Linked DNA regions of Homo sapiens: region 1 is linked to region 2. A link is a contact called in ENCODE Hi-C or POLR2A ChIA-PET data. All regions are on one chromosome and are shown on one strand. The core of a region is the stretch at or near the end of the contact, and the rest is flanking DNA. Distances in the headings are between cores, read along the strand shown. Region 1 holds the start of KHDC4 (KH domain containing 4, pre-mRNA splicing factor). Region 2 overlaps EFNA4-EFNA3 (EFNA4-EFNA3 readthrough).

Region 1 (6,948 bases), core at 2,725-5,224, 850 kb before region 2:
TCTAAATGAGTTTGAGGGAGATACTCTGGAGACAGGTATGGGAATGTAGCACCACCATCTGGAGAAAAGGGGACTGAATCTTAGCTAGAAAGTGCCACTGAAACACAGGGGGAGTAGCAAGGAGAGGAGACTGACAGAGAGGTTATGGGACCTAGCTCTATGGATTTTATGTGCTCTCCATGGTGTCACTGCTTTAGAGTTGGTAGTAAATGACCTAATAATACCTAAATGACCACTAGGAAAGAATAATTGATTCATATGTCAATTTTTTGACCATGCACCCAACAGAAAGGAAAAATGACCTCAGCCTAACGTATCTCACTTTAGAGAGAGTTTTTCAATTAACAGTAGAACAAAGTGCTATTGAATTGAGTTTAGAAAATCAGATTCCGTTGTATCAATAGAGAAATGTTTTATTATTTTATGTTTCTTTGCTCTGTCACCCAGGCTGGAGTGCAGTGGTGTGATCATGTCTCACTGTAGCCTCAACCTTCTCGATTCAAGTGATTCTGCCACCTCTGCCTCCTGAGTAGCTGAGACTACAGAAGTGCCACCACACTGGCTAATTTTTATTTTTTGTGGAGATGGGGTCTCACTCTGTTGCCCTGGCCTCAAGTGATCCACCAGCCTCGGAATCCCAAAGTGCTGGGATTATAGGCATGAGTCACCTCACTTGGCCATCAAAAGAGAAATGTTATTGGTGAAATTAAGACTTTTATGAGAATTATAAGGCTGGGCACGGGGCTCACACCTGGAATCCCAACACTTTGGGAGGCCGAAGCAGGAGGATCACTTGAGGTCAGAAATTCACGACCACCCTGGTCAACATGGTGAAACTCCATCTCTATTAACAATACAGAAATTAGCCAGGCATGGTGGCAGACACCTGTAATCCCAGCTACTCAGGAAGCTGAGGCAGGAGAATCACTTGAACCTGGGAGGTGAAGGTTGCAGAGAGCTGAGATAGCACCATTGCACTCGAGCCTGGGCAACAAGAGTGAAACTCCATCTCAAAAAAAAAAAAAAGAATTATAAATAAGTGAACTAAACATTTAACTTAAGAAAATAAGGGGGGCCGGGCGCAGTGGCTCATGCCTGTATTCCCAGCACTTTGGGAGGCTGAGGCAGGCGGATCATGAAGTCAGGAGATCGAGACCATCCTGGCTAACACAGTGAAACCCTGTCTCTACTAAAAATACAAAAAATTAGCCGGGCGTGGTGGCAGGCACCTGTATGTAGTCCCAGCTACTTGGGAGGCTGAGGCAGGAGAATGGCGTGAACCCAGGAGGCGGAGCTTGCAGTGTGCCGAGATCGCGCCACTGCACTCCAGCCTGGGCAACAGAGTGAGACTCAAAAAAAAAAAAAAAAAAAAAAAAAAGTAAGGGAGGAAAACAATATAAATTTTCCCAAAAGGAAGGCTGGGTGTGGTGGCTCACGCCTGTAATCCCAGCACTTTGGGAGGCCAAGGCCGACAAATCATCTGAAGTCAGGAGTTGGAGACCAGCCTGGTCAACATGGTGAAACCCCATCTCTACTAAAAATACAAATAATTAGTTGGGTGTGGTGGCACGCACCTGTAATCCCAGCTACTCAGGTGGCTGAGGCAGGAGAATCACTTGAACCCGGGAGGTGGAGGTTGCAGTGAGACAAGATCACGCCACTGCACTCCAGCCTGGGCAACAAGAGTGAAACTTCATCTCAAAAAAAAAAAATTAATATGGAATTGATGAATAAAACTAAAAGCTAGGTTCTTTAACAAGGCAAAAAAAAAAAAAAAGATACGACACAGGAAAGACTAAGGAAAGTAAAAAGAAAAAAGATTTTTAAAAAATTGAAAATATCAAGGGTCGGGGATGATGTGGAGTAATAGGAACCCTGGTACATTGCTGGTGGGCATGTAAAATAGTGTAGCCAGTTGGTTTGGCAGTTCCACAAAAGTTAAACAAGATGTCCATATGACCTAGCAATTCTGCTTCTACATGTAAACCCTAAAGAATTAAAAACAGATACTTAAATACTTGTGAATGTTCACAGCAGCACTACTTACAATACCCAAGAGGTGGAAACAACTCAAATGTTAATCAATGGATGAATGGATAAATTGTGGTCTATACATCCAATGGAAAAGAAATTCAGTGATAAAAAAGAATGAAGTTTATTCAGTGATAAAAAAATGAAGTTCTGACATATGCTACAACATGAATAAACTTTGAAAACACTGTAAGTGAAAGAAGCCAGATACAAAAGGTCACACATTGTATAATTCCATTTATATAAAATGTGTAAAATAGGTAAATCCAGAGAAACAGTAGATTAGTGGTAGCCCATGTCTTGCGGGGCAAGAGAAATGTGAAGTGACTGTTAACAGGTGAGGGGTTTCTTTTTGGGGTGATGAAAATAATCTGGAATTAGATAATGATGATTGTGGCACAATCTTGTGGACACACTAAAAAACACTGAATTGTGCACTTAAATTTACTCTTTAAAAAGGGTAAATTTATGGCATAGGAGTTACATCACAAATTTTTTAAAATGACAAATATAATAAATAATGTAATTTCAATCAGAATCCCAACAGCATTGTGTTTTGGGGAGAAGAGGAAAAGGGGCACTTTGGGGAGGCCGAGGTGGTAGGATCGGTTGAGCCCAGGAGTTTGAGACCAGCCTAGGCAAAATAGTAAGACACCCCCCACCCCCGCACCCCCTACCACCCCGGTCTCTTAAAAAAAAAAAAAAAAAGCCAGGTGTGGTGGCCCGTGCTTGTAGTCCCAGCTACTTCAGAGGCTGAGGTGGGAGGATCAGGAGACTCATTGAAGCTCCAAGACATCCTAAAGGTTAGAAACCTTTAGCCTCGGCAGGGCGCGGTGGCTCACGCCTGTAATCCTACCACTTCGGGAGGCCGAGGCGGGTGGATCACCTGAGGTCAGGAGTTTGAGACCAGGCTGGCCAACATGGCTAAACTGTGTCTCTACTAAAAATACAAAACAACAACAACAAAAAATTAGCTGGGCGTGGTGGCGGGCACCTGTGATCCCAGCTACTTGGGAGGCTAAGGCAGGAGAATCGTTTGAACCCGGGAGGCGGAGAGTGGTTAGCCGAGATCGCGTCATTGCACTTCAGCCTGGGTGACGGAGCGAAACTGTCTCAAAAAAAAAAAAAAAAAAAAAAAAGAAACCTTTAGCCTACAGAATCAACTCAAACTCCTCAGCATAGCATTCAAGGCCTTTCATCTTCTGGCCTCCCACTCCAGCCAGCTCAACCGTTAAGTACACAGATGCCAGAACAGGGTGCTCCATAACCTATGCTTGATCGCCTCTCCAGTACTCAACCGGCTTTTTAGCGTCCCATTCTTAAACGCTCCAGCAAGATGAGCAGCTTATCTTCTTCGACCTTTGCTTAATATACAACTCTATCATACATATTTGCCTGCGTACCTGCCTTGCCACATTGAGAGTACCAGAATGGCAGGGCCTGCGGCTTATTCATCTTTTTATTTTTATATTCCCTGCTTGGTGCACAGAAATGAAGCAAACAAACAGAGAAATTCTCCAAATGATCTTTGCAACGAATCCTTTTCCTTTTCCTAAGTAACAGAAACGTGAAACGGGCAAAAGCCGCGGGAAGGCTGTCTCCCCAGACAGAAACTAGGACTCAACACAAACGTAGCGGAATTTGAGGAGAAACCTGTTTAATCTCCTGACTCATGCATATTGTCTTCTAGTCTAACAACATGCCCACGATAAAGATGGATTCAGCTAGCCCCGATTCCGCATTTATAGTAGGCACAGCAGCCATCTTTCTTAAGGTTAAGGCGCAACCCGGAAGATCACACCCTACCTGCCTCAGAAACGCCAGATGCCTTTAAATCATCGAGAGTCCAATCGGAATCGACATTTTCACCGGAACCGCTCGGCCCCACGACCGGAAGAGGCTGTGCGTAAGAACGTTGGGGGCGGAAGTGACGAGAGGTGGTAGTCGGATAGTTGGCGGGTGGTTGAGTAGAAGCGGTCGCCATGTCCGCGGGGAGCGCGACACATCCTGGAGCTGGCGGGTACGGCTTCAGGGGCGAGGGCATCGGAGCGAGCACTGGGGCGCAGGAGAGGCGGAGGGACCCTGAGAAGCTGCGTATAGGGTGGAAGGGTCCTTAAGTGGGAAGTAAAGGGCTGGACGTTTGGGGAGAAGGATCTTGAGCAGGCCTGGGGCCCTTAAAGGGCCGGCGGGGATCCGAGGGAGGAGGCAAACGGGGACTTTTGGAAGGGCGAGCCAAGGGGAAGGCGTAAACTAGAGCGTGTAGGATAGAGTGGAGTCTTTCGATATAGGTGACAGTAGAAACGAAAGATTTTGGGGAAGGGTTGAAAGTGGGGGTTTGTTAAATAAGCAATAATTGTTTAAGGAGAGGGGAGTTTTAGATTTGGAAGGTGATTCGGAGGTGTAAATGGAATATAATAGAGGGAAAATGGGGTGCTAAGGCGTAGTAAGGAAAGAATAACATACACGAAAGCTTTGGGGCCTAATGTTTTCCTTTTTCTCCATGTAGGCGCCGCAGCAAATGGGACCAACCAGCTCCAGCCCCACTTCTCTTCCTCCCGCCAGCGGCCCCAGGTGGGGAGGTCACCAGCAGTGGGGGAAGTCCTGGGGGCACCACAGCTGCTCCTTCAGGAGCCTTGGATGCTGCTGCTGCTGTGGCTGCCAAGATTAATGCCATGCTCATGGCAAAAGGGAAGCTGAAACCAACTCAGAATGCTTCTGAGAAGGTATTTGAAGTTGAAGGGTCTCCACTAATTGCGAATTTAATAGTTGTTTTGCCGGGCGCGGTGGCTTACGCCTGTAATCCCAGCACTTTGGGAGGCCGAGGCGGGTGGATCACAAGGTCAGGAGTTTGAGACCAGCCTGACCAACATGGTGAAACCCCGTCTCTACTGAAAATACAAAAATTAGTCGGGCATGGTGGCACGCGCCTGTAATCAGCTACTCAGGAGGCTGAGGCAGAACTGCTTGAACCCGGGAGGCGGAGGTTGCAGTGAGCCGAGATTGTGCCAGTGCACTCTAGCCTGGGCGACCCAATGAGACTCCGTCTCAAAAAAAAAAAAAAAAAGTTGTTTGTAATCCTGTAATCGCATAATAATTTGTGTTAGTAAAGGATAAATGGATATAGTAGTTGAGAGATCATTTAGTTTTGGAATGTTCCAGAACACATTTTGTTACAAATACATATTTACGAGGCGTTTTTGATTGGGCTGATTACATTTATGGACCAAATACCTTGTCTTGTCCTTGTTCACTTAGTTCAGCTTAAGCTGTATTTCCATAGTCATTTAAAGCAACATAACATGTTTTTAATATATGTGCTTTTTCCCTGAAGTCAGAGGAGTTCAGGTAAATCAAGTGAGCCCCATAGTGTCATCTCTAATTAGAACCTGTAGGGTTTTATTTATTTATTTATTTATTTTGATAGAGTCTCACTCTGTCACCAGCCTGAAGTGCAGTAGTGGGGTGATCTCGGCTCACTACAACCTCTGTCTCCTGGGTTCAAGTGATTCTGATTCTGCTGCCTCAGCCTCCCGAGTAGCTGGGATTACAGGTGCATGCCACCATGCCCGGCTAATTTTTTTTTGTGTTTTTAGTAGACAGGGTTTCACCATGTTGACCAAGCTCATCTCTGCCTCCCAAAGTGCTGGGATTACAAGTATGAGCCACCAGGCGCAGCCTATTGTTTGCAAAGATTGTGTGAGTCAGTCATCCATTTATAAGGTTTATGAGGAAAAATTAAAAGCATCTTGACAAAGATGTAGTGCTCCTTGTATATTAAGATTTTTAATACTGATGTTAATCGTTTAAGCTCTTTTTTTTTCTTAAAATAATAATCTTTAGGTAGTTGACCTCAGCAGGATACATAAACACTGGATTTAGAATCATAAAACCTAAAAACCCAGAATCCACAGTTTGAAACCCAGAATCCACAGTTACTGGTTACATGGCTTTGGCATAATGAAACTCAGCTTTCTCGTTGGTAATATATACCTGCATTGTGTAGTGCAGTAGTCACTAGCTTCATGTGGCAATTTAAATTAAAATTAAGGGGCTGGGTGTGGTGACTCACACCTGTAGTCCCAGCTCCTCTGTAATTCTTCTTGGATTCTTGGAAGGCTGAGGTGGAAAGATCACCTGAGCCTAGGAGCTTGAGGTTGCATTGAGCTGTCATTTTGCCATTGCACTCCAGCCTGAGCAGCAGAGTGACACCTTGTCTAAATAATACAAATAATTAAATACTCTCAGGCTCCATATCTGTGAGAAATAAATTCCTGTTGTTTAAGCAAAAAGCAAAGCAAAACCAAAATACAATTTAAAATTTAGACCTTTAGTCACATTAGCCACCTGCCAAGTGCTCAAGAGACACATGTGGCTAATGGCTACCATATTCGACTGATAGACTAGAACCCTTGTCACCAAAAGTTCTCTTGGACAACATTGATAAGTACTATTAAAGGCGGCCATAAGGATTCATTGAGATGATAATGTAAATGAATACTATAAGGGGTTAAATAAAGGTAAGGTGATATTGCTGAGTTTGTATTTAGTTTTGCCTCCACATTTAAAAAATGTATTTAATGCACAAAGTAAACAACAGTATGTTACCTTCTTGAGCAGATTTTCTAGACATAGGTTGGGGAGATAGGCCCCTGTAGTCCCAGCTACTCAGGAGGTTAAAGCGGGTGGGTGGATCACTTGAGGCCAGGAGTTCAAGAACAGCCTGGGCAACATGGTGAAACCCTGTCTCTACAGAAAATACAAAAACAATTAGCTAGGTGTGGTGCATGCCTGTGGTTCCAGGGTCTGGCTTGATTGCCCAGGCAGTGACTGTGCAGTGGCACAGTCTCTTCCTCCCAGGCTCAGCCTCCCAAGTAGCTGCGACTACAGACGCATGCCACCATGCCCGGCTAATTTTTT
Region 2 (6,409 bases), core at 626-3,125:
GCCCAAAGTCAACCAGGCCCTGCCTGGAGGCCCCTCTTGCTCTTTCCAAGCAGCGCTGCCTTTGTAATGAAGATGAGCCCCAGAACAAGATTTGAACACCTCGTTGTGACTCTTTGGCCCCAGAATTCCCTCTCCTACTCAGGCCCTGTGCCCTGTGAGGTTTAACCAGTGTAACAGAAGGGTGATGGCCCCTTGAAATCACACACACTCAGTTATTTTTATCTCCAGTTTATTTTTTTTAGACTAAGAGCAGAGTATGAAAGTCACAGCCAAAGCACTTGAAAAAGGCCCAGGAGGATAGGTGGGACCACATAGGGTGAGCAGGGCAAGGTCCTGGGAGATGGTTCCCGGCTCAGGGCTGGAAGGGAGGGGGCGTTGTTGTTTTACGGTCTCCAAAAGTGTCTGTGCGTTGCATAGGTCCTGTCTTCACAGAAGACAAAAGAGGGGCCAGGGGGTCCCCCAGGTGTGGGGGGCCTAGCCTGGTGGGGAAGGGGTCTGAAGCTGAAGGGGAAGTCAAGAAAGGTCAGGGGGTTAAAGAGGGAAGGGACTCTGTCTGTCTGTACATTATATATAGAGATATAGAGTCTGTACATGCCTGCCTGGCACCCCAATGCCCACCCCTTGCCATCCTTGTCCACTGCCCGCCCCCCCAGGGGTGTCTACTTGTAAACTTGGTTTCAATCCAAACCACAATCCTGGAAGTGGGAGTGGGGGAGGAGGACGTGCTTATTGCTGTAAACAGGGGAAGGAAGCAGCAGGCAGTGCTGCCCCTTGCCCATCTAGTCCCCTCCCCATGTTCTGCCCCTGGAGGAGAGCAATGGGGGTGCCTCCCACGCTTCGATTTGCTCTCTCTGGGGGCATATGTCTCTCTGGGGGGACAAAGGGAGAGGGCACCAGGAGTCAGGGAAAGGTACCAGGGGCCAGGGAGTCCTGAGCACTGCCCTTTTTGGCCCCCAAGTTTGGTACCAAACATTACCAGAGCCACAAGGCCGCCCGGGACCCATGGCTGTCCCCGTGCTTGGTCCACTACAGTGCCCTACGTGGGGGGAAGGGGTAGAGGGGGCGGACACAGATGTATGGTGCAGGCCCCACTTCTAGCCATGGGAGGAGGGGTCTAGGCCCACTAGGCTTCCCTTGGAGAGGCCAAAGGCTCCCTGCTCCTTCCAAGCCCCGCCCCATCTCTCCCCCCCCAGGGGAGGGGGCAGAGCTAGGAGGCCAAGAACGTCATGAGGAAGAAGGCGATGCCCACGGCCAGGGGCAGGTGTTCCCGTTTGGGGCTGGTCCCGCTGATGCTCTTCTCAAGCTTGGGCACCTGAGGGTTCTCTCCCTCAAAGTCTTCTGTGGACAGAGGAACAGACAGACTGGTGAGGGCTGGGTTGCGCGCCAGGGCAGGGGCACGCGGCAGCAGCAATGGAGCCAGGGACGTGACCACCCACAGGGTAGGAAGTATCAGTGCCCCCAGGGAAGGCATGCGAGGTGAGCAGGCACCGGGGCGGGGGGCTGCGGTTCCAGCAGTGGCCACCAGAGGGCGCTGCGCAGACTCACCCAGCACGTTGATCTTCACATTGGGGCCCATGGTGAACTGGGGGAGAGTGGGGACCGGCTTCTCCCCGGAGTGCGATGCTGCGGGGTGGGGTGCGGGTGGGGAGAGAGGAGGGGAGAGTCAGGGCCAGGATTCCCTCCCCTTGCTACGGCTGGGGAGCAAGCCCCCCTCACCTGTGCCCTCCGCCCCCACCCCCAGGAAGCCAGGGGAGCCCCAAAGCAGGGAGCTGAGGATGGGGGCGCGGCTCGGAGCCTATTCTACTCACTGGAGGCGCAGCAGACGAACACCTTCATCCTCAGACACTTCCAGTGCAGGTTGTGAGTGGGCGTGGCTGGGGAGGAGACCGGGCCTGAGTCACTTTCGCCCAATGTGTGCCTGTGCCCTCCCTCGACGGCTCTATTTCTCACCCCCTCCAAACTGTCCCCGTCGGGCGGTCTCCTTCAGGAGCTCCCCTACCCTTTGGACACGGGTCACTTTAGCTCTGCCGTCGGCCCTAGACGCCCCTTTGGTCCCACCCCTCAAGAAACTGGGATCCCTGATGTTCCAACCCCGGAATGTCCCTCACAGAAACAGCGATTCTCCGCAGCCCAAACTTGGGACTGTCACCAAACTCCTCTCTTGGCCCCACGACCTCGTCTGAGCTGAACCCCTCAGGCGTCCCGTGCCCACGCCTCCTCCCTGGTCTCAGCCGCGAGACCTGGCGCCCGCCGCGCCGGCCCCGCCCCGGAGCCTAGGGGCTCCACCCCCCGGCTGTCACTCAGACTCTCGCGTTCAGACCCGCCCGCCCGGCCGCCGTCACTCACAGATGTAGTAGTACTCGTGGCCGGCGTGGAACTCGTAGCCCAGAGAGAAGGCGCTGTAGCGCTGGAACTTCTCCGAGAACTTGATGGGGCTGTGCGGGGCGTGCGGCCGGTTGCACTCCCAGCGCTTGAAGCCCTGGCTGGCGTTGCAGGTGCGGTAGCCGTTGCGGCTCACCATGTACAGCACGTACTGCTCTGCCCCGCCTCCGGGCCCCGGTCCCGCCCCGGGGCCCACCCCCGAGCTGTTGTAGTGCGGGCAGTAAATATCCAGATAGTCGTTCACGTTCACCTGCACGGTGTAGCCCTCTCGCCGCAGGCTGTGGGGAAGAGGAAGCGGCTCAGAGAGAAGAAACCCCAGAGCAAAGCCGCTTTCCATCTGACCGCTCCGCAGCCCCTCCCCAGGGTCCGCGTAGCCTTCCGACTTTTCCTCCGAGCTTCCTCGCGGCTCAGCCCTGTCTCTGCCCCCGGGGCCCTAGTGCCGCCGCTCCCCTAAGTCTCCTTCCGTGCCCTCCTTCTTGGTCTGTCCTTCTCCTGTTGGCCACCAGAGGGTAGCAAAGGCGCAGGGAAGCCCGGCCTGCCTCCAAAGAAAAGGAGGCGAGGGAGAGGGGCGGAGGGAAGAAGGGAACGTACGCTTTGGTTGCCACAGAAACGGCGCAGGCCCCAGCGACTCTCAGACCCAGGCCCGGATTTCCTCCGTCCATCCCCCATAATTCAGCAGCCGGGAGGAGGGATGGGAGGGATGGAAGCCAAGGGTGAACGTGGGAGGGATCCCCTCCGAGGGACGCACACACCCTCCATCGCTTCTCCCACCATGCTTCCCTGCGGCTGCCAGTCCACCCCGGAGGCCAGTCCAACAGGACCTGCCCTTACAGACGCATGTATGGCGGCTTCATGCATATACATGCATAAGTTCTATGGCACACGCACAAATATGTCCACCGCCCACTCATAGGCAGCAGACACACAGAAAAGCTGGGCTGTATGTGTGCTGGCCCGCATGCCAGTATTGGTTGACCCCACCAATCTGGGGGTCTCCCCCTGCCCTCCCCATACTACAGTATCACTGGCTTCTGTACCTTGAGTCCCGTGACAGAGACCCCACCCTGAGGCCAAGGACAGTTAGGCTCCCAGGAACTTTAAACACATGAGGGCGCTAAGGGACTCAGTACCAAGACTCCACATGGCATCATGCCAACCAGCCCAAACTTCTGTCTCATTGTGCACCTCCTTCCTCAACCTGGCACAACGGCCCCCCTTAATGATGCTGGGCAGAGCAGTGGGCACAGGGCCTAGACAAGATGGCTGCGCCTCTTATTTCCCTGATCCCTCTTTGGGACAGAGAAGCAGATGCTGGGTCCCTTGTAATCCCCACCTGCCTTGCTAGTCACCATCAAAGTGTTGGTCTTAACACCCTCGATGGCAGTAGTGAGCGGTGTGGGGATGGAGAAACCTCTGAATGGAGAAAGAAACTCGGAGAGGGGGCAGGAGTTTTCCCTAATTTCTTTAGCGTAAGAATGCACATATCTTGGCAGTGCAAGGAGAGTGGTGGACACAGAAAGGCATGGGGTCCTTGGCAAAATGTCATACCACGGGGTCCCTAGTCCCTGGGAGCTCCCTGGGGGGAGAGACTGGCTCCCTATGTCACCAGGCACCACCCAGTTCCCCAAACAGTAATTAGATCCATTAAAGAAATGAGCGTGGAGGCTTCTGCACACGGTGGGGCCTTGGGGGTCCCTCCCCCCTGACCCCACTTCCTTGGCTTTGCTTGTGCTGTCCCCTCCACCAGCAACCCATTCCAAGCCTGACAGTGAGGCAGGCAGAGAGCTGATGTTTGGGTACCCCAGTAAGAATTGGCACAGCCTCCTTTGGTCATCAGGAATGCCACCAGCCCCACTCTGTTCCCATGGGATTAATGGGTCACTCAGGCCCCTCCCTTGCCCTGGCACTCAGGTGGGCAGGAGCCTCGGCCTGCGGCACTGGGAGCAGGAAAACGGGTTAGACCAGGCCTGGCTCCAAACTGCCATCCTAGGCTTGCCTGTCCGTCACCAACCCACAGTCTGTTCCTCCCCTCAGGCCTTGGGGAGGGGGCCTCCAGTGGTGAGGGTGCCAGGTCTGGAGCAGCTGCACAGCCACACTGGGATCTCTGTCTTTGAGCCTCACCCATGTTTCCAGTCCCACTCTGAAGCAGCCCCTCCCTGCTGTACCGCCCAGTTCCCCCTACAACACACCCCATTCCAGCAGGGAGGAAGCCAACACCCAAGGTATTCCTACAGGTAATTCCATTTCCTCAACAGGGCAGGACTAGCCTTATAAAAAAGGTTGCAGGGCGACCACAGGTGAAGGGAAGCCATCTGTTATGTACTCCTGCGCTGGGTGGCAGGAACAGCTCCTGAAATGCCCCCCCAAGGCTGGGCATGTGAGAGAAAGACCTGCCGGTGGGGTGGCTGGGCCCAGTTGGTACACAGAGGGCACGGGGACAAACGGGGTGAGAGCCAGGAATTCCCAGCCACAACTCTTTGGAGACCCAACGTGTCTGCTTGGCTTGGGCACTTTAATTGAATCTGTCATCCTCCCTCCTTCTCCCTAGCAGTGCGGAGAGAGAGGTGCCGCTGGGCCCACGCGAAGCTCCGCAGCTAACCCCGCCTCTAGGGCCGCGCCTCCTGCGGAAGGGTGGGGGTGGGCTGGGACCTGGGGACCGGGTTGTGCCCTGCCCCTTCGTACTGTTCTCTCTTCTTGCTCCACTTCATCCCCTATAGCCTCTCGCCTCTCTTGCAGAAAGGCGAATGCCGACACACCCCATTTGGAGGGGGTGTCCCCTCACCCCGTTATTTCGGTCTCTCCTGGCTCTCACAGCCTCTGAGGCGCATCCCGACACCTCTCTCTCGCTTTCAGTGCCCTGCCGGCCCGCGCCTGGCTCCACTTAACCCGGAGTGTCCGCGGAGGGGGCAGGCGGGCGGAGCGGGGAAGGAGCAAACTTCTCCCCCAGCCCGGGGCAATTAGGGCAGGTAAACAGGGTGTCCAACAAGACCAGGGAGTAGGGAAAGGATCCCAGGGGGCCCTGAACTTGTCAAATCCTCGCCATCCTCCACCCCCAGCCCCGGTCTTAGACGCCGGGCTGCAGAGTTACAGGGGTGGAGGACGAATGTAGACCCGGGTTCCTCTTCCCTCTAGCGCGCGCCCCCGAGGCTGCGCGCCGCCCGCTCCAGCAGGCGAGGCCGGACCACGTGTGCGCGGCGTGGGGTCCGCGCGCCCGGGCTTTGAGGGTGGTGGCGGTGGTGGCGGGAACGCTGGGGGGCGGCGGTTGCACGCTGACACCTCTGCGCCCCTCAGGCGCCCTGGGCCTCGGCGCCCCGCCCGTCCCAGTCTGGACAGCCCAGGTCTGGGCGCAAGGCTTCCCTGGGCCGCGTCGGGTGGGGGAGAATCAGCGCGCCCGACACCTCCGCCCCTCCTCCCTGCGACAGCGGCGGCGGCGGCGGCGAAGGTTTATTGATCTGCAGCGGCGGAGAGGAGCGAGAGACCTGCCGAAAGCGAGACACAGAGACGGAGTGAGGGGGAGACACACACCGACAAGGGGAGGGTGGCAGAGGCCGGATTCACTGAAAGGGGAAAGGAAGGGAGACACAGTGCGAGAGAGACGCAGAAACCGAGAGAGGCAGGGAAGAGAACGAGAACCGAGAGTCTTGGAGAACAGGAGAGACAGGCAGGCCAGAGAGGCCCACAGACGGCGGAGACGGAGACAGAGACGCAAAGGAGAGAAGCAGGGACAGGGAAGGGTGCAAGGCTGAGACTCAGAGACTGGGAGAAAACACAGAGAAAGACCATCAGGGACGTAGTAGAGCCTCAATAAATATTTGTTGAATGAATGCATGAATGAAAGAGAGATCAGCAACAGAAGCATTTCAGAGATAGGTCGAGAGACAGCTATATAGAAAGATGTTCCCGAAGCTCCTTGAGAACGGAGCAAATACCAACATCCTTGCTCAGTTCTGCAAAGAAATGAAACACAGGCCAGGGGGCATATATTTGGCCATCGGCCGTCCCAACCCCCCTCACCAAGTTCGATTCC

What was found. Hi-C counts contacts between places; a loop is a spot of excess contacts on that map. ChIA-PET counts read pairs that join two places held with the same protein, here RNA polymerase II (POLR2A). Pooled maps may share reads with other maps.
Region 1: a loop to region 2 is called in a pooled map, with 6 times the contacts of the local background. The contact joins the promoter of KHDC4 here to the enhancer-like site in region 2. A Hi-C loop is called at or near these places in 5 of 50 pooled maps. POLR2A ChIA-PET finds 5 or more read pairs at or near these places in 3 of 52 experiments (K562, WTC11 and activated CD8-positive, alpha-beta memory T cell).

What each region holds. Positions count from the first base shown.
Region 1 is chr1:155,931,439-155,938,386 of GRCh38, reverse strand. It overlaps KHDC4 (KH domain containing 4, pre-mRNA splicing factor), which reads left to right and starts at 3,974. Exons shown (of 14, transcript NM_014949.4): 1 at 3,974-4,051; 2 at 4,538-4,754. The coding sequence starts at 4,014. It overlaps LOC107985207 (a long non-coding RNA gene), which reads right to left and starts at 3,919. Exons shown (of 2, transcript XR_001738244.2): 1 at 3,838-3,919; 2 at 2,132-3,139. RefSeq lists enhancers at 3,738-3,897, 3,998-4,307, 3,847-4,413, 3,269-4,468.
Region 2 is chr1:155,081,342-155,087,750 of GRCh38, reverse strand. EFNA4-EFNA3 (EFNA4-EFNA3 readthrough) reads right to left here. Exons shown (of 5, transcript NM_001407761.1): 2 at 2,347-2,660; 3 at 1,809-1,874; 4 at 1,546-1,623; 5 at 213-1,338. The coding sequence ends at 1,208. EFNA3 (ephrin A3) reads right to left here. Exons shown (of 5, transcript NM_004952.5): 2 at 2,347-2,660; 3 at 1,809-1,874; 4 at 1,546-1,623; 5 at 213-1,338. The coding sequence ends at 1,208. Among named protein-coding and RNA genes, the nearest start is that of EFNA3, 5.7 kb to the right of the region's middle. RefSeq lists silencers at 1,741-1,790, 1,775-1,943, 2,141-2,340, 2,541-2,640 and enhancers at 3,141-3,440, 5,712-5,791. Within about 2 kb of position 1,875, at least 40 of the 41 ENCODE cell types and tissues checked have a DNase peak (open chromatin) inside an H3K27ac peak, as active enhancers do.